Regions from separate parts of the Homo sapiens genome. Here region 2 is linked to region 1. Evidence: chromatin loops called from intact Hi-C (ENCODE). Cell type or tissue: GM12878. All regions are shown on one strand. Links, peaks and the distances in the headings refer to the core of each region. The heading gives the core; the rest is flanking DNA. Region 1 overlaps HIVEP2 (HIVEP zinc finger 2). Region 2 overlaps LOC153910 (a long non-coding RNA gene).

Evidence for each region. Peaks named below come from ENCODE experiments on the same cell type or tissue, not always from the same donor. Only the 100,000 strongest peaks of a DNase experiment are listed, where the experiment ranks them.
Region 2: it touches region 1 in a loop (3-fold over the local background); 2 of 110 quality-filtered maps call a loop at or near these places.

The regions. Positions count from the first base shown.
Region 1 is chr6:142,907,051-142,922,682 of GRCh38, reverse strand. The region is part of intron 1 of HIVEP2 (HIVEP zinc finger 2); the gene reads left to right. Among named protein-coding and RNA genes, the nearest start is that of HIVEP2, 30 kb to the left of the region's middle. RefSeq lists enhancers at 8,681-8,770, 8,791-8,870, 9,101-9,170, 9,803-10,659, 15,057-15,346. In GM12878, for the core only: a CTCF peak has its summit at 8,980 (motif pointing left); DNase peaks (open chromatin) are centred at 9,042 and 9,402; H3K4me3 peaks cover 992 bases; H3K27ac peaks cover 3,011 bases.
Region 2 is chr6:142,559,405-142,575,036 of GRCh38, reverse strand. All of the region lies in intron 1 of LOC153910 (a long non-coding RNA gene), which reads left to right. Among named protein-coding and RNA genes, the nearest start is that of ADGRG6, 270 kb to the right of the region's middle. In GM12878, for the core only: a CTCF peak has its summit at 8,043 (motif pointing left); a DNase peak (open chromatin) is centred at 8,036.

The DNA of each region.
Region 1 (15,632 bases), core at 4,283-12,282:
GCCTGGGTTTGAGTACTGTCTCAGTTACTTTCTAGTTGTATGACTTTTGGCAAGTTACGTTTATCCCCTTAGCCTCCAGTTTGCTCACCTGTAAAACCAGGATACCTCTTAAAACAGACCTTATGAGGCTTAAGTGTACTAATATATGTAAAGAACCTGGCCTGTAGTAAGCACTCAATAAATGAAGTTCAGGCCACTCTGGATCTTACTATTTTAAAATTTTAGAAGTATACTTATGTGGTTATTTATATTTATTAAATGCGAATTGAGAGCTTGTGTTGCTATCCCCAAAGACATCATAGTCAAGTGAAGGAACTGACTTGCAATTCAAGAATTAGGATATTGGAATAAGGGCAAAAGTAGGGGGAAGCAGAGGGTGAAAAGAAGGGCCTGGAGGGAGCCCTAAACCCTCCTTGCAGAAGAGGTGAAATGGAACATTCCCTCAGCTGCCTTTGGAAGGATCAATAGACACTGAGAGCAGCTTGGTGAGAGTTTGAGAATGCATAGCGAGTTTGGGGAATTTTAAAGAGCTTAGTATGGCTGAAGTTTAAAGGACAAGTGGGAGATTGTGAAAAATGGGATAGAGATGTAAGATGAGGCCAGATCCTGAGGATGTGGACTAGACAGAGAGGAGGGAAATGAAGAAAGGGTCACGTCTTAGACGCCAACGAAGTTGAGTTTCCCCAAAGAGACTTTAAGCATCAATACCATATGCTATGGAGAGTTAAAGTAAGATAAGAACTGAAAAGTGATTAATAATTAGGAAATTGCCAGCATGTAGTTTGATCTGTCATTTGCTATTTAGGGTGATTGACTATTTAAGCTTTGATTTTTTGGAAGTGTGGAGAAGGCATTTAAATTAGATCCCAAAGTTTCTGACTAAAGGAGGATTAAGTCCTAGATTTCCAAAAGAAGTTTGACAATCCTTTTTCTCCCTAGTTATTTCAGATTAGGATTAACTACTGGTTTGAGATTAATACATGGCCTGACTTAGATTGTAATCCTCAGTAGGGATAGGGCAATAGAGCCTTATTTTATCACTGTAACTTCAGAATCTGATGGGATTTTTAGTTCATAATGATAATTAAAAAAAACTGAACATCAGACACTTTTCTAGGCCTTTTACATGTGTTATCCTCTTTTCTTTTGAGGAAGAGTCTCATTGTATGACCAAGGCTGGAGTGCAGTGGCACAATCTCGGCTCACTGCAACCTCTGCCTCCTGGGTTCAAGCGATTCTCGTGCCTCAGCCTCCCCAGTAGCTGGGATTACGGGCGTGTGCCACCACGCCTGGCTAATTTTTGTATATTTAATAGAGACAGGTTTCGCCATGTTGGCCAGGCTGGTCTCGAACTCCTGGCCTCAAGCAATCTGCCTGCCTCCCAAAGTGCTGGGATTGCAGGCATGAGCCACCTTGCGCAGCCTATCCTCATATTTTAAACTTTTTATTTTTTTGAGGCAGGGCTGTTTGTCTTCTTATTTTATAGATGAAAACATTGGAAGGGCAGAGAAGTTAAATATCTTGTCACACTGCTAGTATGTTTTGGAGCTTGCATTTAAGCTCCGGCAGTCCTAATTCAAATCCCAGACTTTCCTTTTTCATGACCTGCTTCCTTACTGTAGCTCTGTATACTTTTGCTGAATGAATGGGTGAATGAATGAATAAATTGGGGAAAAGAGATGGATTTATATATGTATATTGAGACAGGATCTCCCTCTGTCACTCACTGTGGATTGCAGTGGCATGATAATAGCTCACTACAGCCTCTACCTCCTGGGCTCACAGGATCCTCCTACCTCAGTCTCCCAAGTAGCTGGGACTACAGGCATGTGCTCCGATTCCCAGCTAATTTTTTAAATTTTTTGTAGAAATGGGTTCTCCCTATGTTGCTTAGGCTGATCTGGAACTCCTGGGCTCAAGTGATCCTCCTGCCTCAGCTTCCCAAAGTGCTAGGATTACAGGCGTGAGCTACCATGCCCAGCTGGATTAATAAATTTTTAATCCAGACTAGTCAATCTGAGTATAAAATTTTTTATCTCCTTGTTGGTGGTAGGTACCTCATCCCTTTTATTTTCTTCAGAGAAGTTTATTCTTCTGTTACCTATGTGATAACCCAGTTTCTAAATTCTTGAAGCACAGGATGTATTCAGGAATTGATTTCCTGGAAATTAGGGAATTTCCAAATGAGTTCTCCCTCCTGCTATCCAATAAGAATCATGGGGTCTTGGTTGTCAGAGAGGAGGTCTTTAATACATACCTGTGATCTGGATAGTACAAGAGTGGACACCATGGGTAGGGCTCAAAGTGAAGCCGTGAGCCACTCACATGTGACGGAGGACTAGACCAAGGTCAGCTCTGCATGCCGAACCTTTGGAAGCCAGGACTTCGGAGATACAAAGATAATTGAGTGACAAATAAGTAGCAGAATATGATAGAAGGGATATTATCCTTACATTTGTGACTTTCTTTTTAGCTATAACTCTGTGACCTCATGTAGCAGTTACACAAAATGGGACTGTAATTCTTACCTTTGGAGATAAAATGAGTGGTAGAGGAAATGTTTGTTAGGCTTATAGAAAGATCCAACTATTGTGTCTTTACAGTGAACAGAATAATTAAATTTGATAGAACCAACTTTCCTACTGTAGAAATACTTTTAAAGAGTTTATGTCTAATGACATAAAAATATACTTAGGAAGCTCTGTTTTTATACAGAACAAAGTGTTTTTCAACTTCTGTTGTTACATCCTTTGAATAGGTTAACATTTCTGCCTCCTTTGAGGACTAATTCTTTGCTCTTTCACATCAGTGACCAATGTAGAGTTTGCTTACATTTATTTACAACTTATTAACATTACTAGAGAATAGCACACTAAATGTGAAAGGAACAGAGTAAGATCCATGTCAGGGTATCAATTTTTAACTCAATAAACTTATCAGTATTTTAAAATGCCATTTTATTATTTTTGCATAGATAATGTATATTACATCTTATTTCCCAAAGCTTAATAGGTTTGAACATGGACTTTATTTGTAGAAGGCAAGTAAGAGAATAATTATAAAAGTGGGTCTTTGAGTAGAATAATGATAAACTTACCCATATTATAAACTGCATTGTGACATGTGTTTCCTTAAAAGAAATGTGATTCTGAAAAAAATGGCTTGCATTTGAGCCTGTTACTGTGGATCTAGATTTGCATAGAAGACATTTATAGACGGTTCCTGATGTGAGCTGCAGCTGGTAAAATACATTCCTTACCTATCCAATAAGAATATAATAGGATTTGCTTTTTAATTTTTAAAGCACAATTATGAGTCAATATTAAACTATAAAGCTCTGAAACTGGCGAAGAAAACAACTATCAGGAAGAGAGCAGAGAATATTTTGTATATTTCACATAAAGGGCATTTAACAGTATTGTTTTCTAATTTTACTTTCATTTCAATCTGTTTCATTAAAAAAGAAAGTTGAGGTGACTTGCCTCAAAGGTCTGTATAATTTTTGAGGCTTCTTTCTGCTTGTGTTTTTGTAACTGTAAAATAAGAACACACTGAAAATATACTGGAATTAAGAAAGCCAGTGTGAGTAAATGAAAATGTCATTAAATTTGGTAGAGAAATGGACAGATGGGTAACTTGAAGTTAATAAAGACATAAAAATCAAAGCAGAGGAATGTATTTTAAGAATAAAACAATCTAAATTGCATGACTTAAAAGTAAAATAATAGGTAGGGAATTATGTATTATAAAGAAACATGAATGTGTTAACTACAGGTGTTAATATTTAAAAAATTATAGTGGGAATGATTTGAGACTTCAGACTTGGTTACATGGCTTTTATGACATCACTTTTTCTAAATTACTGGAACCTGTGTTTGTTTTTACATTGTTTTGTCATGAGAAAATACATTTATATAACTTAAGGCTCTTTTCTTCATTTATTTCACCTTGTCTTCAAAAAATTACATGAACATGTTAATTCCCTAAAAGTGAAAGAACATTATGTTTTTTATTGGTGAATAAGAAGTTGTTATGGAGTGCTCTATTTTTACAGCTGTGCTTCAGGGTATCACGTTCTGAAGAGGTCAGCTTGGCATGATCTCATGGGCATGAATCTTGGGGAGACAATTCTGAAACAGCCACAGGCCTGCAGCGTCGCAAAGCCAGGGCAGAACATCCAGATGCTGTCGTTAGGAGGCACGCGGTCTGTTAAAGCTTTAGGGTGGAAGACCCAGGAGGATGCAGCTAGAAGAATGCCGCATCCACATTCGTGGCAACTCTCTGGGTGCTGTTGTAATTTTAACTCTTGAGTTCGTTTAATAGAAAAAAATAAATAGGGCTGTGAGCGATGGCTCAGGCCTTTAATCTCAGCACTTTGGGAGGCCGAGGCAGGCGGATCACCTGAGGTCAGGACTTTGAGACCAGCCTGGCCAAAATGGCGAAACCCGGTCTCTATTGATAAATAAATAAAAGTAAATAAAATAAATAGGGAAAAATAAATAGGGAGGCAAAGAGGAAAGGGTTTAAGGAAAAAGGTATTGAGACTGAAGTAGAGAGACTGTTGTAGTTTCATTTCATGGCTCACATTGTTCTTGTTAAAATTACAGACGCTCCGGGCATGATGGCTCACGTCTATAATCCCAGCACTTTGGGAGGCCAAGGTGGGTGGATTGCTTGAGGTCAGAAGTTTGAAACCAGCCTGGCCAACATGGCAAAACCTGTCTACTAAAAATGCAAAAATCAGCCAGGCGTGGTGGTGCATGCCTGTAATCCCAGCTACTCGAGAGGCTGAAGCAGGAGAACTGCTTGAACCCAGGAGGCGGAGCTTGCAGTGAGCCAAGGTTGCTCCACTGCGCTGTAGCCTGGGCAACAGAGCAAGACTCTATCTCAAAAAAAAAAAATTACAGAAGCATATTATGATTTTGAGAAGGTGTGTGAAGCTACTTTCTTTATCTGATAAGAGCAGAATTTCTGTGTCTAATACTCAGATATGATTATTTGGGATATGGATTAGCTTTGCTGTCTTTACTTTGGACTCCTCTGTATCAAGGTTGGTGGTAGTTGAGTACATGTGTGATTGGAAGTTGTTTATAAGATTCTTATTTAATGAAATAAGTTAGGAAATACTAATGTTTTCCCATCATTTAGAAATATGTGTTATATTTTTTATCATCACTGTTAATGAGAATAAAATTTGTTATTTGGAATCCACATGCACTCAGAATTGTTGCCACTTGCAGCGCATGTAGTGTCACGTGGATGTCATTCATACCTGTTGCTTCTGCTGCGGTGGCTGTCACTGTCCCTATGCAGAGCTGTACCAAGATCTGCACTCAGAAAATTTTGAGGAAAATTGTTTAATAGGGTTGGAGTGATATAACCTTTGTTTTCATTATTCATGTATTCTGTTTTTCATATCAAGTAGGTTGATGATCCTGGAGAAGAGAGAATTAGTGATAAAACCAACAGTACATCACATACGAAACTGTTAGTAAAATTTTATTTACTTGTTTTTGGACTATTGGAATAAGAGTAGCAAAGAAGTTATCAACTAATCACCTTTGAAATTTTGGATGAGTGACATAAGTTAATAATTGCTTATGGCAGCATAATTATTAACAGTACAATATTAGAAGAAGTGCATTTAAAATATAGTTAACATACAGTAAACCAGCCTGTCACATTTATAGTATGTCCATTATGCTACAGTAGAAGCCTTAGGAAAATTAAATACTGTATGTATCTTTCTAGAGAAATAATTTCCATCATAATATGGTATACAATTAAAACAGTAGTTTCTTTCAATATGTAAAGGATATTTGCTTACTGTTGATTATTTAACAAATACTTATTGAGTAGCTGTTAGGTGCTGGATGCTGATCTGAGAGCTGGGGATACAGCAGGAACAAAGAGTTTCAGTCCTCATTGGAGGACCCTAATCCATATTAATCTGACAATCATACAGCTGTAGAATTATAAATTAGTTGATAACTTCTTTCCTACTCTTATAATTATAAATTATGCTTTTAAGGTGCCAGGAGAGAGGAGAACAGGAGAGCTTCATCTCTTTGATGAAGTCAGGGAAAGATTTTTCTGAGAAACGGATGTCTTGAGCCCAAATTGACTAATGGGGAGCATTAAATAAGTGAAGGGGTTGGTGGATTCTCCAGGTGGAGGGAACAGCTAGGGCACAGGACCTGTGATCAGTGGGATCATGGTTCTAATCAAAGGCGTAAAGGAACACTGCTGTGGCTGGAGCACCAAGAACAAGGGAGCTGCACAGGGCTTGGTCCACACAGGGTCTTATAAACTCAGTTTAGGATTTTGGTCTTCATCCCAACTTGAATGGAAACCCATAGAAGTTGTTCAGACATGGGGATGAAAGGATTAGATTTGCATTTTGAAATTTACTTGGACTATGTAGTTGAGCTTTGCATGGTGAACAAATTGGAGGGTGGCAAGATTGGATCTAGAACTAGTCAAGAGATTACTGCAGTAAACCAGGGAGTAGATGACTACACTAGACTAATCCACTACAGTGAATTAAAGAGGTAGAGGTGGAGACCAGAGAAAGATTGGTGAGATTTGAGAGATTTCCAGGAGGAGAAATAGATAGGGCTTGATAGTACCTGTAGAGAGTGAAGGAGAGGACGTAGCCTAGAATGAGTCCTAAGTGTGTGGTCTGCATGCCTGAATGGGCAGAGGCACAATTTATTGGGATGGGGCTCACTAAGGGGAAAGCCAGGTTTAAGAAAGTGGTGACTTTTGTTTTTGGATTTGTTGAGTTTAAAGCGGCTTTGAATTATCTAAATGGAGATGCCAAGTAGTCAGTTGATCATAGGAGTCTGGAGGAAGGGGTGGTCTGGAGATGGAAGTGGGTGTCCTTAATGTATAGATGGTGTCTGAGTTGTAGTGGATGAGAGGGTGTAAAGAGAACAGAGACGAAAAGAGAGTGTGGGGCTAACTCTGGAGAAACCCTAACTTTTACAGGCCTGATTCAAGGGAGTGATGCCACCAAGATTAAGAAAGGCTGGCTAGAGGTCCATAATAAAAGAGAGTCCAGTGTCATAGCATCTATGTGAGGAGAGGTGCAATAGAGATTTTGCCAGGGCTGCTGTGATAAAGTCCCACATGCTGGGTGGCTGAAAACAAAAGACATCTATTGTCTCACAGTTCTGGAGGCTGCAAGTGTGAAGCCAAGGTGTCAGCAGGGTTAGCTCTTCTGAGGGCTGTGAGGGGAAATCTGTTCTGTGCCTCTCTCCCAGCCTCTGGCCATGGTTTGCAATCCTAGTTGTTCCTGGGCTCCTCATTACTGTAGTCTCTGCCTCAGTCTTCATGTAGTGTTCGCCATTTCTGTCATGTTGGATAAGGGGCCCACCCTACTACAGTGTGATGTCATCCTAACTAATTACATCTGCAAGGACCTTATTTCCAAACAAGGCTGCATTCTGAGGTATGGAAGTTAGAACTTCAATGTTTCTTTTTGGGGGGCCACAATTCCACACATAACAAGAGGATTCAAGCAGATTTCCCTCTTGCGTAAGGCTCTCCAGGGGAAGCAGTGACAATCATGACCCAGTTCCCATTCTTACACAATATTTTAATATTATTGTGTCCAGTGAGGTTCAAATTAAGTGTTTAATGGTAGCTGAGGTAAATGTAAGGAGTAGGAATAGAAAGAAGATTAAATGGGGGAGAAATAGTGGGGAAAAACAGTTCTTAGAGGAGATGAAATTTGAATTGGGCCTTAAAAGAAGGGGCTCAGGATTTAAATTTGTGGAAAGTTGAGGTAGAAAGGGCATTACCGGAGAAGAAAACCTGCATGAAGTCTTCATCTGGAAAAATATTCAAAGCCTTCAAAAAGTAGGAATCTGCTCTTTGTCACTTAGCATAAAAGAACCATGTTCTTGCTGGTTTCCCTTTGTATGGAAAGAATATTAGATATTTATGTTTGATGAAGAGACTTTTGGCATGAGTAAGGCTGGGTTGTGCATTCAATTGATTTAGTTAACAATTATTTATTATGTACCAACTACTATGCACCAAGGGCTGGGGATACATCAGGTTTTGAATAGTCATTTAACCTCTCCCTGCAACACTTCTGCATCAGCCATCATTTTAACACACAGTTTATGAGTAAAAATGTGTTGATTGTCTGTTATGACTCTGCCCATTTTCAGAGTCATAAATTTAATAGTGACTAATAATTACTGAGCAGCTTACTCAAGACCAACCGCTATTCTAAATACTTGACCTAAATTAACTAATTTAATCTTTATCGATACTTTATAAAGTAGGCTCCAAATTTCATAGACTCTAAGGTATCATCGGTTGTAAGATGGCATTTGATGTACCTCTAAGAAAGGAAAACAAAGATTCCAATTTTTTTTGAAAGATGCCATCCATAGTAAGACACATTCTGATTTCAAAAATGTTAAAATATGAAAAAAAAGCTTATGTCTTAGAATTGGTAGACCACTTAAATTTGATGGCACATGATAACTGTGGCTGACATGTGAGAAAATGGGGGCACCAAGAAGGGTCAGTTGCTTGCCCACGGTTACCTACGGATACGCAGTGTTAGCTCAGGTTCTGCTTCAAGGGGCTGCTGCCAGAGCCCATCCCCAGTACTATGACTGCAATCTCCAAGCACATCTCAGGCACTTTTTTTTTTTTCATATACTGAGAGCCTGATAATATTTCAGGGCTCTAACCTGACTGAGTTTTGCGGTACACTGTGGTGGGAGAGACACGTGCAAACGTGCAACTTGCTGCTGGTGATCCGGCTGATCAGGGACTTTGCTGGGCCAGTCTTTAATTTACTACTTTTTATCAATCTGGAATGTTGACGATGAAGAAATGCCACAATGGTGAGCCACGAGATGGCGTGGAGGTGAGGATGGGGCAAGAGTGGGTGACTTTTCTTGTGGAAAGTGATGCATCTTTGGCCCTGTTCTAAGTTTCACTTCCTCTGAAGGCCACATTCAGCACCCCCTGCAGTCGACTGTGCTCTCTGTGATTGTCATCAGTTGTGCTCTCACCACGTTACTTGGTTTCATTTCCCGTGTTTTACCTTTCCTCTGGTCTATGGTGGCCCTGTAGACACCTCTTTCTTCCAAGGCTTGTGGGAAAGTGCCTAGAAACTTAGTTAAGTATGGCAATTAGATACTTAGTTAAGTATGGCATTGAAGCTGGCAAAAGAAAGCAGTGAGCAGTGAAGTACCAGTGTGATAACTCTTCAATCCTTTTTAGTATTTTCTGTCTTCATGGGGACAGCCAGTGTGCCCTGATCCATGGGTTTTCCCCCTCAAACTGGTTTATTGAAAAAATCAGATATTGTTCATACTTCAGGTACTTTGAAACTATCCAAATGATAGCATGAAGGAAATGTACGTTTTTCGTGTTTCAGAAGTCGTCAGAGTGAAAGTAGAAGTTCTCATTAGCATCCCAAGGCTTGAGTTTTTGAAGATGTTGTAACAGCATGAGTAAGAAATGAATTGATACAACTTTTTGACAAGCTCATCCTAAGCTAAGCAGTTCGGTTCCCATAGGTCACCATGAGTCCTGGTTTTGTCTCCCTGCTGTGGTAAGGGGCCATCCTCTGTGTGCTGGCTGATGACAGTCTTAGTCTCCTCGTCTGTAAATTGGGGATAACAATACCTCCAATACAGCCCAGTGCTTTTCTGATTTATGTCTGCTAAGTACATTTTCATACCCACTTCTAAAATCATTTGATTTTTTCTTCTCCTTATAAATGTGCAGCACAAGCAATAATTCCACCTAAGCATCTACCTCGTAGGAATGATCACAAAACCTTACCATTCTTTAAACTCACAGTCTCCAACCTTTTTGGCACCAGGAACCAGTTTCATGGAGGAGAATTTTTCCATGGTGTGGGGATGGTGGATGGTTTCCGGATGAAACAGTTCCACCTCAGATCATCAGACATTAGATTGTCATAAGGAGCATGCAACCTAGATCCCTCGCATGCGCGGTTCACAGTCGGTTTCACGCTCCTATGAGAATCTAATGCTACCGCTGCTCTGATAGGAGGTGGAGCTCAGGCAGTAATGCTCGCTTGCCCACCACTCACCTGGTGCTGTGCGACGCGGTTCCTAAAAGGCCATGGACCATTACTGGTAACTGAACATGACCCACTGGCCTTGAGAAGCTGACTGTAGAGGAGATGGATGTGCACGTAGCTATCAAGCCAGGATGAAAACAGCCACGAGAAGAGAGGTGTGATGAGGAGAAGGGGGAAGGGATTTCTGAGGAGAAATATATGAATTCTACTAGAGGGGCTTGAGAAGCCTTAGTGGGAGGGACAAAAGTTCGATCACTGTTATTAGCATGTGTTTGGAACTAGATGTAAATAACAATGGTTGTATACACTGAGGCCTGAAGTTGTCTTTTCAGAAAGACTGACACTCTGGAGCAGTGCTCTCCAATTGAACTGCATTGGCCAATATGGTAGCCACTAAACACAAGTGGCTTTGGGGTACTTGAAATGTGGCCGTGCAGCTGAGGAACTAATTTTTAAATTTTATTTAATGCTAATTTTATATTTAAACCTAAGCAGCCACATATGGCTAGTGCCTACCATACTGGATAGCACAGCCAGAGGAAACCTGCTGTCACTAACCCAGTATGGAGATTTCAGATAATTATCTTGATCACAAATCAAATCACAAAGTCAGAGACTTTGATTGGCTTTTGCTTTTCAGTATCATTAGCCATAAGTACTAGCACTGAAACATCCATTAGACACTAAAATACAGTAACTCATTAATTATGAAATGATGAGCGGTCAGTTAAATTAGTCAGTGATACCCTCGACACACACACTCATGCATAGATCTACATGCATGCACACATATCATGCACACATACGCATCACAGACACACAAACACTCACACACATTTCCCCTGATTGTTTCTTGAACTGGACAGAGGGAGAAATATGTTTTTGAATGGCTTGTTGTCTCATTTCTGAGACAGTGAATTAATGATCCTTCTCCTGGGAGCAGTGTCAGGCTGAGCAAAGAGTCCCTGATGGAAGGAAAGGACCAGCTTTGTCCTATAATAAGAACCCTGCAAAAAAGGGTCTCAGATGATTCTTAGTCTCCTCGTCTGTAAATCTGGGGATAACAATACCTCCTCTGTCTGCCTCAAAAGATAATATATGTTTATAAAACCTTCTTTTCAGGGAGGTTTTCCCAAACCAATATCTCATCTTTTTAATAAGCCTGCAGGACACTTCTCTTTCTGTGTTGACTATGGTACCAAGAGATATGATTATACATATTTTCTCCTTGATCTTAAATGCCCTATGGCAATCATCACACCTTTTTAGAGACCCACTTGAAAATTGCTATGTTTAAATTCTGCCCCAAACTTGTTTTAGAATTCTTCCTTTCTGAATCCCAACTGTATTCTGTTCAGTCCTAGGCTCTGCCCCTCTCAGCACGTTTGTCCTCTATTCACTGGGCTCCCCTGAAATGTTGTTTGTGCTTATTTTTAAGTTTTTTTTTTTTTTTTTTTTTAATGTGTTTGTGCTTTGTCTTCCATATTAAAGTGGAAACTCTCTGGGTAGAGGTGACCTTTAAACTTTATTGTCTTGAACTTTTTAAACTTAATTTTATCCAGTGCATTGCAGAGGGTGGCATTCATTAAATTTTGCAGACTGGTAGTAAAATAGAGGACTTGAGTCTTTAGGGCTCAGACTGACATTTTCAATGTGTACTCTTTGGTTATTTAGATCAGTGGATTCAAGCTGTATCATGCACGATGGTCTTTCAAGGAGCGTTAAAAAATTCAGGCCCCCATGCTCTACGCATGTGATTCACTAGGTCTGAGGTGAGGCACAGGGAACCTTAATGTTAAGAGGTAAATTAGGTAATTCTGCTGCCGGTGATCTGAGAACTACTCTTTGAGAAACAGTGGTTTATATATTAAGATACCATTTCTATGGACTGTACTTAAAGAAGACTTTTCTGGCAGTAGGGATCTTGCTTCTAAGCAGAAGTGTAGGTTTGTTGTTGTTGTTGTTGTTTTGTTTTGTTTATCTTTATTTTTATTTTTTGAGACGTAGTCTCGCTGTGTCACCAGGCTGGATTGCAGTGGCACAATCTTGGCTCACTGCAACCTCTGCCTGCCGGGTTCAAACAATTCTCCTGCCTCAGCCTCTCATATAGCTGGGACTACAGGCATGCGCCACCACACCCAGCTAATTTTTGTGTTTTTTAGTAGAGATGGGGTTTCACCATGTTGGCCAGGATGGTCTCAATCTCTTGACCTCGTGATCTGCCTGCCTCAGCCTCCCAAAGTGCTGGGATTACAGGCGCAAGCCACCATGCCTGGCCTGTTTTGTTTATTTTAGAAGAGAATGAGAGAAGAGTGGGAAATTTTGTTGGTAAAACATTTCTTTAAATTATCTTCTTAAATGGGTGGCATGGTCAGTTGGGTAATAGAAATATCTCATCAGAAAGAAACGGATAATGCATGAAATGATTTTATCAAACTGCAATGGTAGAAAATACCTATTCAGCCTTCACTCAGAGCTTGTTTGTCCTTATTTTAGGCTTAGTTTTAATAGGCTTGATGATCTGATTGGCTAGAGATTAGGAGCAGTATATGGAAGTCAAACATTGTCACTGGTAAAGGATGGCATGTTGACTGCAAATGTAATCACTGACAGCCTGAAAGTGAAGAAGGAAATAGATAAACTATAAAAATCAGAAGCAAGATCTTAAAGATCAAAATATAGGCCACTGGAGGAAACAAGAGTGCAGGGGTAAGCAAATGTAAGCATCTCAGTAGCTTCAGAAGCTGTTACTGTGTTTCCCCCAATTTACAGTAGCTATTTTTTGATCTTTCTACTCAGAATCTAAGTTCTACTAGGGCTGAGACCATGCCTGCCCCATATGATACTGTTATCTCCAGGACTTAATGTTGTACTTGACTCATAGAAGAGGCTCCCTAAGTATTTTCCTAGTAAATGGAAATAAATAAATGAGTAGGTTTGCTATGGTGATCTATGTTTATGATAATGACCCTGAGATATTTCTGATTAAAAACAGAGGCAGTTGGTTTTTTTGCATTTTAGATATATGTAATCTCAAAAAATGTTGGTGTATAAAGCCTTATTAAACATGCTTAATATATATTCATTCATTCCTCAGTGACCTCCTCTCTAACACTGCTGCACTCTCCCCTGCCTAGTTTATATTTAAATTGTCTTAAAATCATGGGATTTAATTTTCAGATTATAAATACTCATATATGTAGATATATACTAAAATATTTTGAATCATCTGCCAATGTATACTATACCATTGCTATGTAAACACAGCATCTTTTAAGGTCTTGAAAAATGTTCAGATAGATTTTTGTCTATAGATAGTAGAAATCTGTGTATACCAATTTGAAGCTATCTCTTTCTGTATAGCTAATGCTTTTATAGTTAATTGTTCTTTAATAGATCATAATGATTTCCTTGGGTCATGATATATTTATTAAAATAGGTATTTCAGCATGCATTCTAATTAAGAAAATGCATGTTATGTGTTAGGCAGACACACAGGCTCCATATAGTAGAGACAATAACGTTTAGATACCTCTAAAATGATACACCTGCTCTTCAAGTGTTTCAGATTTGTATCCCTAAAATCTGCCCTTTAATAGACTATTGTTAATTAAAAAAGGAAAGTTATTTTTGATATTCTACAAAACAGGTTAAATTATGCTTGGTTCCTTTGTACTTTGTTTCAAAACTGTGTTTTTAATTCGTTGTGTAGAATTCAGAATTTTTTTTTTTTTTTTTTTTTTTGAGAGGTGGTATCTTACAGAGTGGAGGAAAAGATGAGAGGAAGTCTTTTTCCATAGGTACATATTTGGTCTAAGGCAAAATTTTGAAATAGGGAAAAGTATGTTTTTGACAGTGACATCCTACCACTTAGCACCCTTCTCAACCCAGTCAACCTGAAGGCACCAAGTTATCCAAATTTAGTTCTTGGTCTTTGATTGCTATAGTCCATTCCAGTCTAAATCACTCCTTTAAATTTTTCTAGTTCCAAAGTCATCTGTATTTTCTTACCAATCAAAGGTCCCAGCCAACAATTATTTGAGTACCTGTTCTGATTTTGGCAATGGGCTAGAAACTATATAGAAATAAATGTGAACCCTACATCATGTTCTCAGAGAGAATGCAATCTAATATTGTTAATGGCAAGCATGACTAACTCATTTTACTGGAAAAGACAGAATATGCAAAAAACAGGCATAAACCAGATGAAATGAAAGTTCAGAGAAAAAGACCAATTGCATGAACCAGGAAAGGTTTTTCTGGAAAATGTGGACCTTGAGGATTGGTTAACATCTTTAGAAGCAGCGATGGGTTGGAAGATGGACATATGTTACAAGTGAAAGTAGGAACACCACATATGGCTGCCCAAGAGTTGGATTTTGTAAAATCGTGAGGGCACCATTCAAATAGAGTATGATATAAATGGTGGCATGAGTGAAAGTCAGGAGATGGGAAATATACAAGGTTAGGATCTGAGAATCATAAGTAGGAAGGCCTGGACCATGTTGTGATGGAACTTGAATGAAAGAGTGAAGTTGTTTTGCCCTGTTCTTTAGGTTGTTGTGCTAAAAGTCCTTTCAGACCTCTCAAACTTTGAGTTTCTTTGATTTTCTGTAATTCAGTTGGTAAGAGAGAGCTGAGGAAGATTTTTGAGTAATGGAGTGGCTTGAAATTTCAGAAGATGAAAGATTAGTTAGAAATACATGGGGTGAAATAAATCGAAAAGTTATTAGACTTTAGATATGTTTAAAGTGGTTCTGCTCCTTTAAGGCCATCAAAGTACAATTGGAGTATACATCATACCGATGCTCTAGGGGAGGTCACAAGAACAGACGTTTTTGGATTGGTCCTGAGCGCAGGTCCTCTCTGTTGAATTGCCCAGTGGACAGCCTGTTGATCACAGCTGTTTGTTTATGGGGTTTCACTCCCTTCTTGAGCTCCAGCTCCATGAATCGAGAGCCCCAAAAGGAGGCTTGTTAACAGGCTGCTGGAGTAGGGTAGAGGCAAAGTAGTGGGGCTCAAATTACAGAGGTGAAAAGGAAATTTATTCATTCATTCATCAAACCTTTACTGAGTACGACTCAGGGTAAGCAATGGCTTTGTGTGCTTTGTGTATATTCACTATCTGGTACTGTTTTATTGCTTTGACCCTTTCTTCCCCCAAATTCTCTAAAAAGTTTTAGATTTCTTCACAACAGCTGAGACTCTCTAGGGGTAACAGTAAGACTACTGGTAGTGCTAGAAGGCGACAACCCGGGGAAAGCAGCAGCTGGTTTTATTTTTGGTTTTCGTCAGGTGGTTGTAAGTTGAGAATTGCCTGTATTCAAACAATGTGATTTGGTAGTGTATACTGAACTCCCATAGAAATAATGGATGTAGTACAATCACAAGGATAGAAATGAACAATCTCCAACATCATATGCTAGATAGTAAACTTTTTAAGCACTTGGGCATGGATTAATAGCTTAAAGAGTATGAATATGCTACGGACCATTCACAGTTTCATTTCATGTAAGATGTAGGTCTTGCTTTGGTTACAGAGATCTGG
Region 2 (15,632 bases), core at 4,740-12,739, 350 kb after region 1:
AAAACCATCAGATCTCATGAGAACTCACTTACTATCATGAGAACAGCATGGGGGAACCGCCCCCATTATTCAATTATCTCCACCTGGTCTCACCCTTGACACATGGGGATTATTACAATTCAAGGTGAGATTTAGGTGAGAACACAGAGGCAAAACATATTATTCTGTCCCTGGCCCCTCCTAAATCTCATGTCCTCATATTTCAAAATACATTTATGCCCTTCCAACAGTCCCCCAAAGTCTTAACTCATTCTGGCATTAACCTAAAAATTTAAGTCCAAAATCTCATCTGAGACAAAGCAATTCCCTTCCACCTATGAGCCTGTAAAATCAAAAGCAAGCTAGTTACTTCCTAGATACAATGTGGGTACAGGCATTTGGTAAATACACCCATTCCAAATGGGAGACATGGGCCAAAACCAAGGGGCTACAGACTCCATGCAAGTCTGAATCCAATAGGACAGTCATTAAACCTTAAAGTTCCAAAATGATCTCCTTTGACTCCATGTTTCATATTCAGGTCATACTGATGCAAGAATGGGGCTCCCACAGAACTGGGCTGCTCTATCCCTGTGGCTTTGCAGGGTACAGCCCCTCTTCTGGCTGCTTTCATGTGCTGGCAATGAGTGCCTGTAGCTTTTCCAAGCACACGGGGCAAGCTGTCAGTGGATCTACCATTCTGGGGTCTAGAGAACGGTGACCCTCTTCTCATAGCTCCACTAGGCAGTGCCCCAGTAGGGACTCTGTGGGAGGGTTCCAACCCCACATTTCTCGTCTGCACTGCCCTAGCAGAGGTTCTCCATGAGGGCTCTGCCCCTGTAGCACACTTCTGCCTGGACATCCAGGTATTTCCATACATCCTCTGAAATCTAGGCAGAGGTTCCTAAACCTCAGTTCTTGACTTCTGTGCAGCCACAGGCTCAACACTATATGGAAATCACCAAGGCTTGAAGCTTGCACACTCTGAAGCAATGACCTGAGCTTTACCTGGCCCGTTTTAGCCACAGCTGGAGCTGAAGCAGCTGGAATACAGGGCACCATGTCCCGAGGCTGCATAAAGCAGGGGGTTTTGGGGCCCAGCCCAGGAAACTATTTTTCCCTCCTAGGCCTCTGTGTCTGTGATGAGAGGTCTGCCATGAAGGTCTCTGACATGCCGTGGAGACATTTTCCCTATTGTCTTGGTTATTAACATTCATCTCCTCGTTACTTATGCAAATTTCTGTGGCCAGCTTGAATGTCTCCTCAGAAAATGGGTTTTTCTTTTCTATTACATCATCATCCTGCAAAATTTCCAAACTTTTATGCTCTGCTCTCTCTTGAATGCTTTGCTGCTTAGAAATTTCTTCTGCCAGATACCCTAAATCATCTCTCTCAAGTTCATCTCTAGGGCAGGAGCAAAATCTTACCAGTGTCTTTGCTAAAGCATAGCACGAGTGACCTTTACTCCAGTTTCCAACAAGTTCCTCACCTCCATCTGAAACCACCTCAGTCTGGACTTCATTGTCCCTATCACTATCAGCATTTTGGTCAAAGCCATTCAACAAGTTTCTAGGAAGTTTCAAACTTTCCCACATTTCCCAGTTTTATTCTGAGCCCTCCAAACTGTTCCAACCTCTGCCTGTTACCCAGTTCCAAAGTTGCTTCCACATTTTTAAGTATCATTATACTATTACCCTACTCCTGGTACCAATTTACTATATTAGTCCCTTCTTGCACTGCTATGAAGAAATATCCAAAACTGGGTAATTTATTTAAAAAAGACATTTAATTGACTCACAGTTCTGCATGGCTGGGGAGGCCTCAGGAAACTTACAATCATGGTGTTAGGCACCTCATCACAGGGCTGCAAGAGAGAAAATGAGTGCCGAGCAAAAGAGAAGCCCCTTATAAAACCATCAGCTTTCATGAGAACTCACTCACTATCATGACAACAGTATGGGGGAACCGCCCCCATGATTCAATGATCACCTGTTCCCACCCTTGACACATAGGGATTATCACAATTCAAGGTGAGATTTGGGTGGGAACACAGAGCCAAACCATATCAGAAAGAAAGAGAGAAAGAAAAGCATTGTCTGCAGCAGGGTGGGGAAGGTGAAATGTGCAGGGAGGCCAGAGGAACATCCACCCATCCCAGCAACGCTGAATCAAAAGTTCAAGTGGCCATTTGTCAATCATGAAGGGATCTTTCCCAGCAGTCCCATGAGCTCTCAAGTTTCCCCTTCTGAGGAGGAAAAAGCTCCCCATGTCCCATGATCCTATATATGCCTAATTCTGTCACTCATAGCCATAAGCAAAGAGTGCAAGACAGATTCAACCAAAGAGAATTGTGGTTAACATCCCATAGTGCCAGACTCACTTTTAGCTTACAGGGACTTTACTGAGAGGGGCCTCTAACCCCCCAAATCTTAGGAAGGGCTCTAAACTTCCTAAGTTTTGACTCTAATCCAAGTTCATTCAAGTGTTCTTGCCTTTTATAAAGAGGGACCTTTAACCCTCTCCATCTTAGGAGAGGCTCTAACTCCCCTAAGTTGGGCCCCTAACTCAATCTCATCCCTTATCTGGGTACCGGACCATTTATCCAAAGTCAGCCAATCAGTACTGCAGTCTATTTCCTTTGGGTTAGGGGTCTCCTCAGTATAGTCCCTTCATGGTCACCAGAAAGATGTTACCGGAACAGGGTCCAAATCCAGATCCCAAGAGAGGGTTCTTGGATCTCGCCCAAGAAAGAATTTGAGGCGAGTCCATAGAGTAAAGTGAAGGCAAGTTTATTAGGAAAGTAAAGGAATAAAAGAATGCCTACTCTATAGGCAGAACAGCCTCTGGAGTTATCCATTTTTGTGGTTATTTCTTGGTTATATGCTAAACAAGGAGTGAATTGTTCATGTCTCCCCTTTTTAAACCGTATAGGGTAACTTCCTGATGTTGCCATGGTATTTGTAAGCTGTCATGGTGCTGGTGGGAGTGTAGCAGTGAGGACGAACAGAAGTCACTCTCATTGCCGTCTTGGTTTGGCAGAGTTTTATCTAGCTTCTTTACTGCAACCTGTTTTATCAGCAAGGTCTTTATTACCTGTATCTCATGCTGACCTCCTATCTCATCCTATGACTAAGAATGCCTTAGCCTTCTGGGAATTCAGCCCAGTAGGTCTCAGCCTTATTTTATCTAGCCCCTATTCAAGATGGAGTTGCTCTGGTTCAAATGTCTCTGATAATCATAATTTTCATCAATTTATGAAAATATTCTGTTTCTCATTGTAATTATAACTTTACTTTCTCTGGCTAGAAATGCCATAAGCATAGTTTCTTTTATCTTTACCATTTGTCTAATACTCTTTATTCTTTTAGATTTGATGTTTCTTTGTCCTTTTGATTTATATATTAGGAGTCTGATAGCCCAGGTAGTTTTATGTTTACTCTGGGTATTTGCCCTTTGGAAACAAATTTTTTCCTGTTTACTTTCATTATTGTCTTAACTAATTTACCTGCTTTTTCTTCTGCTATTTTGTTTTATGCTACTCCTTTTTGATCTTTCTTAATATTTATCTCGTTTTATTGAATCTTTAGTTTCTGTTTTATTCTCATCAGTCACATATCTTTTTTCTGGAACATCTATTATTTTATGATTTTCTTTCCTTGGCTACCCATGTTGATCATCAATCATCTTCACTCTTGGCAATTTGAACTCTTTTATGTTTTACTTGACGCTCTGGGAGATATTTAAGTTACTATTCCACAGGACCAATTCATTTTATGCATTGTCAATTCTATTCATTAATGCCTCCAATTCACATATTCATTTCAATTCTGTATGATTACAGAACTTTTTACATTTTAAATTTAAGAATGCTTCTTTCTTTATCTCTGTCTTCATCTTAATGAATTTTCTCCCTGTAATTTTATGCTCTTTTTTCATAGTTGCCATGTAGTCCTGCTTCCTTTAATGACATTAAGAAAATGTCATCATAAATTTTTTCTTTCTGATTTAAAGTTATTTTTCAAATACAAGATTTTTCTCAGAATCTTTGGAAATAGGTTTACATTCCCTTCTAGTTCAGTGTTGTTTCTCTAAAGGTTTGTTTGTTTATATATTCTTGCATGTGATCTATCCAAATTTGATCTATCCAAATCTAGGATTTTGCCACAGACAAGAAGCAGATGTCTTTAGTCCTACTTACAGCCCACCTTAGAGTTGACAGTTTACCCATTTTATCTAACCTGCAGAGCAGAGCTTCCCCTCTAAAAATATTTGAAAACACAATAGAAAGCCATCTCTTGGGAAAGGTTCATCAATAGAACTGTTTGTGGTCAAGAGAATGAATTAGGTAATCACTCAGGAACTCATCCATCCTCCAAGTTTTTCAAACTTTCCTCCTTGCTATAACTTACCAATTGACTTGTCCCCTCTCATAATACCAACCTGGTGAGCTCCAAGCACACAGAACACCATGTGACTTTGCCTGGGAGCTCTGTGGAAAGTGCTGTTTGTTTAAACTGATTGACATCATTTCCTGGAGAATTCAAGGAGTCAAAGTTAAAAAAAATTCTCTAACACTTTCAAAATGAGCAAAATTTTTCACATCATTCTTTGCTTTGGGATTTGCACTGCTAAGACAGCTGCAATAGCAACAGAAATTTAAACCCCAACAAACCACAAAGCTAAATAACAGCTTTCTACTTTTCAAAACTCAGGGGAAAACTATGCACAAGTCACAACTTGTCATGTGCTTCAGTAACTGGAATGTAGTGAGGTGAACTTCAGGTAAGCATCCCACTGAAACAAGGCCAGACTGTGGGCTTCCATGAACATACAGTTTCAAGGAATATCAGTGGGACTGACAACATTTATTGTAATGCAGTTTGCTTCCATTGATCTTCATACTGGCTAAAATCAGAAACCTGGAAAAATAGGTTTTGTATTTCAAGAGGTCTTACAATTTCCTTGAAAAGAGTTTTTTTTTCTAGCTTTATTTGTCATCTATCTCTTCTATGAGACTCTAAACTTGCAAACTGCCAATCCTGCCTGAGAGTAGGTGTTTCTGGGGAGGGTGAACTGAGAAAGGCATGGATGTGGTTTGGGAAAAGAGGGATGTGAATTTCACAACAGCAAAATGACTGTCTAAACCCACTTCAGAGAGAAGGAAATGGCTTAGTGACAAACATCTCAGGTGTGGGAAGTGAACTGAAATGGCTTTGATTCCGTAGTGTGAAAAGAACAAAAGAGTTCTTTGCTTATCATTCAGCTGCCTCAGACTCCTCCACCCTTTCCCTCTTCCTGCCTCCCTCTCATGTTCTGTAAGCTCAGTCCTTTGGAAAGTAAAATCTTGCTGCTCCAGCATTTAATGTTATGCCATTGCTCAGCAATGATCAGGATCTGAAAAATATCTCATCAGCAACTTAAACATTAATCATAGGTTTTTGAACTTTAAATAGTTGCTTGAACTCTAGCAAATCTTGAGTTAGATAAATAAAAATGCACACAAGAGGTTTCAGTTGTCATTCAAATGCTCACAGTTTATTTGGTCTCTGAGGCTCTGCAGCCTGTAAGAAAGAAGGAGTTCTTTGCATTTTGGTACTTCTGAGTAAAAGCAGTTGTGAAAAATATGTAAGGTGATAGCTCATTATGCATCTTCTGTGAATTTCAGGGAAATGTAAGGTTGGAGGTTTGATCAGTCTTTAGCTCTTTCCCTCTGCCACTCTAATTCATACCCATTGATGAGTCAGAAGCAGACTCTCAGAAAAGAGAACTAAAGCCATAGCTCAGAAAAAGTAAGTTTTATTTAGTGTTACATGTTACTTTTATTAAAGAAACCATGGAAGATTTTCTGAACCAAAGGAAGACTATAATGTGGTTGGCTAGAAATGAAGATAAAAGGTTTCTCCAGAAGGCAGGAGGCAAACTCACAGCATTTCCTCCCTGTTGCTAAGTTATGTAAGGAGCAAGATCATAATCAGAATGTTTCTTTGGTGAGCATGGAGCTTAATTTAAAAAGGAATTCAGATGATCTCATAAAGAGTCCTTCAACTGAAAGAGGAATAGCCTTGCCTGTGGATAACGCATTTATAGTTCCACTGACCAAGAGTCCTCTCACTGGGCTGTACTGAATAAATACCCTTCAACAAAGTCCTGTGTGCTATGCAGGTTATCTGCTGGTGATAAATTTTATTTTCTTTATGAACTCAAAATTTCATAGAATCATGAGCAAAGACATATTCAACAATTTGATTTGATTTATACAAAGAAAGTAAAAACCTCCCAAAAAACAAAGCACAAAAACCCATCTTTTCATAAACTTCTTCAAGAGCACCTCTACTGTATTTAGTGATAGATACATGAATCTAAATCAGGTATCTAAGGATAAAATAATGATGTGGGAAGAGATTGAAATGATGCTGGGAACAGAGAAATTTACAGGGAGGAATAATTTGGTTGGAATCTACAAGAATGGAAAGAGGTGCTCTCTAGACTCCCCTATACACATAGTGCAATGCTGACCTGCATATCCACTGATGTGATATTTCTCATGATACCAGTGCCTTATGATCAGGAAGGGATATTTCCGGCATGGTCGTTTCAATAGTAGAGATGGATTTGAGTTAATGTATCATCCATACCCTCTTGCTTGGTCCCCCTTGTGGCTTTTGAATAGGATTTCTGAACAGCTAGGACACAGTCTGTGGTCATGGAGCAGTATTAGGCTAACAAGTGTTCAAAGTCTTGTTTTTGGCCTCCAAGGTGAGGAGATGTATCCGGCTGAGAAAAAGGCCATATAAATAAAATAGGTTTATTTTATTTATGGGGCAGAGGCTCTCAAACTTCAATGTGCATCACTGCCCCGAAGAGGGTGTTTAAAATGCACATGTCTAGATGACTGCTAGAGATTTAGAAAGTTAGATATTGGGTGCAGAACTTTGCATTTTTAACCAGTAATCCAAGTGATACTGAAGCAGGTGGTCCTCCTTAAATTCAGTCTAGAAGTTTAGCTGACTTTTGCCTCTCCTCCTTGGCTCAGGTCCCTTTGAATTAGGCCCATTTACAGTTTTTAATCTGTTTTATTTTGATGAAGCCAGTTTTAGATCACAATTTACTTCTAGAATGCTCTTACTGTTATTCAAAATAGTATCATTTGGCAAAGTGCAAATGATTTTGAGAAGAAGGAACATAAAGAGCTTTTGAAAAGAAAGCCAGATAATAAGATGGCCTATTAAGAAGCAAGAATAGATTCAACTTTGAAGCTACAGAGCATTTCAGCAAATGGTCTCAGTGAGGAAATGATTAATGGAGATTTGGGGAGCCAAGGGAAACGAAGAGAGCCTTGTACTCCTGTCAATAGTTGGATCAGGAATGTTTGTTCTGCGAGAAGACCTTGTGACACAGGGAGAGCCAGGTGACTGGGAGTTTAGTGTTCACCTCACAGACTTTTATTCACTTATGTAGAAACCATTCCAGCTGAATTCTAGTTTCCAAGGCTGTGGAGAACATCCAGGAAAAAAAGTTGCCTGGATTTATAGGAAGTCAAAAACCTTGGAGTCAGCGTGGGTATTTGGATCTTAGGTTAAAACAGCTGAGAGATCAATTTGTGTTCCCCATTATTAGGAAACCCAGGGTGGTTAATCGTTTAATACGGGTCCTAGCGGGAGATGGGCTTAGCAAGCACACGGAGTCTGGTGGATAAATTGGAAAGAGCAACTTACAGGTACAGAGGTATAACCCGTCTCTCTCCACAATGATCATTTTCATAAAAATAGGACAAAACAAACAAACAAACAAAACACACATCCATGGAAAGTTGACCTATTATGCAAAATGTCCAAGAGGCATAATGACTAGCAGCAACGGCAACAGAAAATGTTCTGGTATCTGTTCTCACTATAGTTGAATTCAGACAGTCACGATAGGGAGTGAGGACTAATACTTAATAATGAAATTAAGAAAAACATGACTGAGGCAGGCAGTCTAAGCCAGGGGTTGGTCACATCTGGAAAGAGGAAAATTTCCCTTTTTGGGACTAGGGCCAAGGCTGCCAGTGTCTCTAGGCTGCCCTCTCGTGTTCATTTCTAGCACTGCATGATCTTTTCCAGACCTCTCTCGCAGAGTTCTTCTAGGCCTTGGAAAACAAGACTTCTCTACATCCCATTGCCTTCCTGCCCTGCTCTCTTCTGTTAAATCTGACAAGCCAGTGGTTTTCAAATACTTTTAACCGTGGACTCCTTTCTTCAAACAGCTGTTCATGCAGAAGCCCAGTCCATACAACAGAAGAGAGAGAAGTAGAGCTGCTTAGCATGGGGTGGGGGTGGGGCCTGCAGACACATGCATTTGGCCGCCGCCTAGAGGCTGTCCCAGGGAGCACAGTTGCGCCACCTCTGTCATCAAGTCCCTGTACCCCTGGACTCATGTTAGTCATCTTACGGGATATATTTGCATTTAAACAAAGCCATCTGGAAAAGGATACACGTTCATCAGAACTCTTTAAGTTGGAATTGATAGAAACGTAACTCCAGCTAATTAAAGCAAAAATGAGAATCTTTTGCTTAGGAATTTTGAAGATGCAAAGGTGGGATCTGAGATAGGACCAGATGCAGATGCTCAGAGGATGTAAATGGGCAATTGTGTCTTTTTCCTTATCTCAGGTCTTTGTTATAATTTGTATATTCGTAGACTTTATCTCCTATAAGGTCTCCCAACAAAGCTGGGAAAGATGCCCTCCAGGTCTGTTATGGTAGACATAGCCGGACTCTCAAAAAAAAGACAGAACATCTTTTCCTCTTTGGTAGAATCTTTGTCCTTCCTTCATGGCCCCTCCCAACCCATCTAAAAGGACACCAGATGTCTCTGGTGAGGACCTGGGTCCATCACAGCATCAGGTACTGAGCTATGTGTTTACTCCCAGAGGACTGAGTCCCACTGGGAATGAGCGCATTGGCAATGCTTCCTATTGCAGAAAATTCAACTTTCTTTTCCTTTTCCTTTTTTTTTTGACAGGGACTTGCTCTGTCGCCCAGGCTGGAGTGCAGTGGTGTGATCTCGGCTCACTGGAGCCTCCACCTCCAGGGTTCAAGCGATGCTCCTGCCTCAGACTCCTGAGTAGCTGGGACTACAGGCGCCTGCCACCATGCCCAGCTAATTTTTGTATTTTTAGTAGAGACGGGGTTGCGCCAGGTTGGCCATGCTGTCTCGTACTCCTGACCTCAAGTGATCAGCCTGCTTTGGCCTCCCAAAATGCTGGGATTACAGGTGTGAGCCACAGCGCTGGGCCTTTTTTTTTTTTTTCTCCTTTTTTCTTAAAGAAAGAGATCATTTAAAGTGAAAGCCAAGTGGGGATTCAGGTTCCAGAGGCCCACACCATCATTAAAGCGGCAACTGTGTTTCTCCGCTGTTGGTTCTGCCTTACTCCTCCTGTCTGCTTTGTCCTGTATACCAAAAATAAAATTCTAAGTTCCCCCAACCATCTGAATGGACTTCGTCCTCAGCCAAGGCACTCTTAAAATTTAACCTGCAAGACTAGCTCAGGCCATGATGGGAAGTAGGGGTGGTCATGCCTCGTTATACCTCTCTGGCATTAATATCAACATGGAATTCAAGTGTGATAAGAGTCATTTTACAACTTATTCTTTCTGAAGCCTACTACCTGAAGGCTTCCTTTGCAGATAAGAACTCTGGTCTCCACAATCCTTTATCTTAACCCAGACACTCATTTCTACTGATCCCAGATCTTTAGATAAATAAACGTATTGTCAATCAGAAAAAATTTAAATCTACCTATAAACTGGAAACTCCCCACTTTTTAAAATCGACTTACAAGCTGGAAAGCTCCACCCCCACTTTGGCCTTTCTGGACCAAACCAATGTATTTCTTAAATGTATTTGATTGATGTCTCATGCCTCCCTAAAACCAAGCTGCACCCAGACCACCTTGGCCACATGTTCTCAGGACCTCCTGAGGCCTGTGTCATGGGACATGGTCACTTATATTTGGCTCAGAATAAATCTCTTCAAGTATTTTACAACACAAAAATATTTGTTGTCAACAGTCTGCAGACTAACTTCACCCAAGCTAGTGAGATGGCTGCGGGGAACTCCTAGAGCCATGTGTGCTCTTACTCATGTTATCTAGTAAGAGACCTGGACATTCCCCTGACTAGATCAACTTAGCGAATGTGCACAGCCCTCAGTCCATCACTGCTGCTGGGGACTGGGAGGTGACCGACTGACTCACCTTCATGAGGTTCTGCTCCTGTGGCCAGGGATGGCTCAAGGAATAGGACACTTCGAGTTTGAGAATTAAGGGGTCATGGGAAATGGACACCCTGCCCCCCACTTCAGTGAGGGAAGTCAACTCCCCATAAGGAATTGTATCGATCAGTATTTCACCAGAAAAGCAGAATTACCAGGATATAGAAATCCAAGAGGATAGATTTTCTGATTCTTATTTTGTGAATAAGGAAACCAAGCTTAAAGGACTTGAGTAATTTATCCAAGGTTGCACGGGCACTTCCACTGCAGAACCCACTCCTAAGTCCCCTCATCATGTGCCCTTCTGTGTATCTTCTTTATTTTATTTTATTTTATTTTATTTTATTTTATCTTTTATTTTATTTTATTTTTTCAGGCAGGGTCTTGCTCTGTCACCTAGGCTGGAGTGCAGTGGCCCAATCATGGCTCACTGATTCCTCGACCTCCCAGGCTCAAGCAATCCTTTTATCTCAGCCTCCCGAATAACTGGGACTACAGGCATGTGCCACTACACCTGGCTTACTTTTTTGTATTCTTTTGTAGAGGGGGGGTTTCACCATGTTGCCAAGGCTGATCTTGAACTCCTGGGCTCAAGCCATCTGCCTGCCTAGTCTTCTCAAAGTGCTGGGATTACAGGTGTGAGCCACCATACCTGGCCCTGTACACATTCTTAATCAAGCCCGCCATTCTCCAAATGTCCTGACAGAAATGAAGTCTTGAGCTCCCTGTAGAGGAGATCATTGTAGGCACATTTTTGCATGTGTTGTGTCAATTTTGAGGAATATCCATAAGCCTAGAAAGCCTTGGGAGCCTTGGCCAGTTTTTGAATGGAGGACCTGGGTGAGGAACCTATGAACTTCAGGAGCAGATCTTCACTGAGGGTTTTCCATCAGATCAGAGCAGGGAGCATTACCAAAGGGAAGAGGACAGATATAAAATATTAGCAAGACCCCTGAATATCCAAAAGAAATACCTGGATTGGCAAAATAGCAAGAGCGACCTGCAGGCGAGACAGCAGTTACCAGCTGTTTTTCAGGAAAAGCGAGTTATGCATCCCCCCAGGAGGCTGCAATTCCCCAAACCCAAGGCAGCTCAACAGTACATCTGTGGCTTCCTTAGGTTTCTCCACTCCACCTCTCATTACTGTGTTTGCCGTCTAGGTTGTTCCCCAGTTTCCTGGGGTTTATTTATTTATTCATTTATTTATCTTTTCTTTTCTTTTTTTTTTTTGGAGATGGAGTTTTGCTCTTGTTGCCCAGGCTGGAGTGCAATGGTAAAATCTTGGCTCACTGCAACCTCCACCTCCCCAGTTCAAGTGATTCTCCTGCCTCAACCTCCTGAGTAGGTGGGGTTACAGGTGCCCACCACCACGTCTGGCTAATTTTTTGTATTTTTAGTAGAGATGGGGTTTCACCATGTTGGCCAGGCTGGTCTCAAACTCCTGACCTCAGGTGATCCACCCACCTCGGCCTCCTGAAGTACTGGGATTACAGGCTTGAGCCACTGTGCCAGGCCATTCCGGGGTTTATTTCTGCATAATTACTTTGTGATCCAAATAGTTGATTAGAGACTATGCAGTCAGTCCTTTCTTTGTCAACATGTTATCCTTGCTGCTGCCAAATACGACAGATTATTAAAAATTAAAATGCCTGCAATGGTAGCATCTAAGATAAGTTTCAGGGCCGTGACAGTGACATAATGAGAAAGACATGTATGTCCACGGGAAAATGTTACCCCACTGACTTCCTCTTTTTCCACCAAGACACTTTTTAGTTGGTGTCCCAAGTGTGAGACTGCTCAGAAGACCCTGAAAGATTCCTGACTACACCTCTGGGGGCTGATGGGAGTGTGAGTGTGCATGTGTGTGCATGTATGCATGTGTGTCGAGGAGCCACTGCCCCATGTCCTTCTCACTCCACATCCACTCCCCCTCATCAACTCCACAGATCCATCAAATGCAGAATCAGCACAGCACATGCTATAATCTGAATATTTGTACCCCTTCCCAAATTCATATGGTAAAATCTTCATGCCCACCAAGGTTATGGTATCAGGACGTCTGGCCTTTGGGAGGTGATTAGATTATGGGGCAGATCTAATCATGGGGGTGGAACCCTCGTAAATGAGGTTAGTGTTCTTATAAAAGAGACCTCAGAGGCCGGGCCGGTGGCTCACACCTATAAGCCCAGCACTTTGGGAGGATGAGGCGGGTGGGTCTCTTGCGGTCAGGAGTTTGAGACCACTCTGGCCAACATGGTGAAACCCCGTCTCTACTGAAAATACAAAAATTAACCGAGCATGGTGGCATATGCCTGTAATCCCAGCTACTCAGGAGGCTGAGATAGGAAAATCGTTTGAACCTGGGAAATGCAGGTTGTAGTGAATTGAGATCACGCCACTGCACTCCAGCCTGGGTGACAAAGCAAGACTCCATCTCAAAAAAAAAAAAACAAAAAAACAAAAAAACAAAAAAAAAACACCAAAAACAAAAACCCAGAGAGATCCCTCTTCCCTGTGAGAATAGAGGGAGAAGACAGCTGTCTATGAGGAAGCAGGCTCTCACCAGACACCAAATCTGCTGGGGCCTTGATCTTGGACTTTGCAGCCTCCAGTACCGTGAGAAATAAATTTCTGTTGTTTAAAACCCACCCAGTCTATGGTATTTTGGTATGGCAGCCTGAACAGACTAAGACGGCACATTTCAACTGTATCAGAAACCTTTCTGAATAACTCTTAGGTATTTGAGAAAGCTTGTGTTGTCATCTGTATGAGCAATGGTAAACATTATTTGTGATTTTATGAAGAGTCACGTAGAGACTGCCTAAAGAAAATTAAACAGAAAGAGGTTCTTGCCCATTAAAAAAAATTCTTTTTCCTCCCAAAAGAAATCTTGACCAAGGTAAGTTGATTCATAGACAGGAAGAGAACTCTCTATCTTTTCCATATCTTATCTGTTCCACCTGCACACAAAAACTAATGATTGGTTGTAAATGGTTAGCTGATGCTTCTGTATTGACTTGTGGTTTGCAGCAGCCTTATTTCCTTTGCTTTGTGACATCATTTTCCTCTTCATTTCCCACAGTTGCATATGTGGGTTTATGTGATGCACACTCACCCAACAAATGGAAGAAATTATGTACCATGTTGGAGAGCTTTCAGGAATAGAATTTGGAACAAAGAGGTCAATACTTTAAGCATCATAAAGTAAAAAGGATGATGAGATAACTGATGAAGCATGCTTCCTAGCCTGAGATGAAAGAATCCTGCTCACTGAATGTTTTGAGTGAATAGTAGGGGTTCTCTCCATTGCCCATGGTCTTCCTGCTCCCCAATATACACTTCTAGGTTGGTGGGCATGTTGGGTTGCTGGGCAGAAGTTTATCCCACAATGCCCAAAGTGTTGATCAGGATTGAATAGCCACCAAGAAAACTCATTTCCATCAGCAAGAGAGAAGAGTGCTGCTTTGAGGTAGTGTGGTTTGAATGAGCCATAAGAAACCCTGGAACTTTAGGGTACTGCTGCAATTCCTATGAAGGTGGAAAAGGTTTGGGATGTTCTATTTGGCCAAAAAGTCTTCACACTGGAAGCTGCTTCCCAAAGTAGCTTTGGCTGACTCTAAAATTATAATCCTAAGAACCTCCCTCCCCCATGTCTCTGAGAGCAGCTTGGAATTTCAAGAGAGTGTCAGAAGTGCTCCTGACTGATAACTCTTATACCAAAGGAAGATACCAAGAGCGGTACTTCTGCTGACTTTTTGTGTTATGAGGAGCCCCTCTGGTAGTTGCTTACTGAAATTCTCTGCCACACTATTGGTGTTTCAGCTTGATAGTGAAAAATAAGGTACTTTGCAGTATTTTATTCCTGTTTGATGTCATTCATTTCTCATGTTCTTCATGCATGAAATGGTGCACATGCAGCAATGAGAAACACTTACACATTGAACTCACCACTTTACATTAAGCCCATCATCCAAGCAATTTTCACTCAGCACTTACCTGACTGTAGAAAAGGGTAAACTCATGGGCAAGGACTTCATGTTTAAAACACTAAATGCAATGGGAACAAAAGCCAAAATTGACAAATGGGATCTAATTAAACTAAAGAGCTTCTGCACAGCAAAAGAAACTACCATCAGAGTGAACAGGCAACCTACAATATGGGAGAAAATTTTCGCAACCTACTCATCTGACAAAGGGCTAATATCCAGAATCTACAAAGAACTCAAACAAATTTACAAGAAAAAAACAAACAACCCCATCAAAAAGTGGGTGAAGGATATGAACAGACACTTCTCAAAAGAAGACATTTATGCAGCCAACAGACACATGAAAAAATGCTCATCATCACTGGCCATCAGAGAAATGCATATCAAAACCACAATGAGATACCATTTCACACCAGTTAGAATGGCAATCATTAAAAAGTCTGGAAACAACAGGTGCTGGAGAGGATGTGGAGAAATAGGAACACTTTTACACTGTTGGTGGGAGTGTAAACTAGTTCAACCATTGTGGAAGACACTGTGGTGATTCCTCAAGGATCTAGAACTAGAAATACCATTTGACCCAGCCATCCCATTACTGGGTATATACCCAAAGGATTATAAAGCATGCTGCTATAAAGACACATACACATGTATGTTTATTGCAACACTATTCACAATAGCAAAGACTTGGAACCAACCCAAATATCCATCAGTGATAGACTGGATTAAGAAAATGTGGCACATATACACCATGGAATACTATGCAGCCATAAAAAAGGATGAGTTCATGTCCTTTGTAGGGACATGGATGAAGCTGGAAATCATCATTCTCAGCAAACTATTGCAAGGACAAAAAACCAAACACCGCATGTTCTCACTCATAGGCAGGAATTGAACAATGAGAACACATGGACACAGGAAGGGGAACATCACACACTGGGGCCTGTAGTTGTGTGGGGGGAGGGGGGAGGGATAGCATTAGGTGATATACCTAATGTAAATGACGAGTTAATGGGTGCAGCACACCAACATGGCACATGTCCACATATGTAACAAACCTGCACATTGTTCACATGTACCCTAGAACTTAAAGTATAATAAAAAAAAGAAAAGGGTAACCTCTTTTTTGCAGTCTAAGTTGTAGTTCTCAAAAGGGTATATGAAATAAGTCATTTTGTTTTTACATGGCATCCACAAAGACTCAGGGACATTAGAGTCACATGGGATACAGTGATGTTTGGACATGGTTATCAGCAAAGTTATCATTATACTCTGGGGAAACAGCAGTAGAAATGAGAAAACTAAAGATTTAGGCCCCAACCTACTGGTATATTTAAATATCTTCAGGGGATTCAGTTTTCAGTATTTGTGACAGTGCCTGGCATACAGGAAATGCTCAATAAATAAATATCT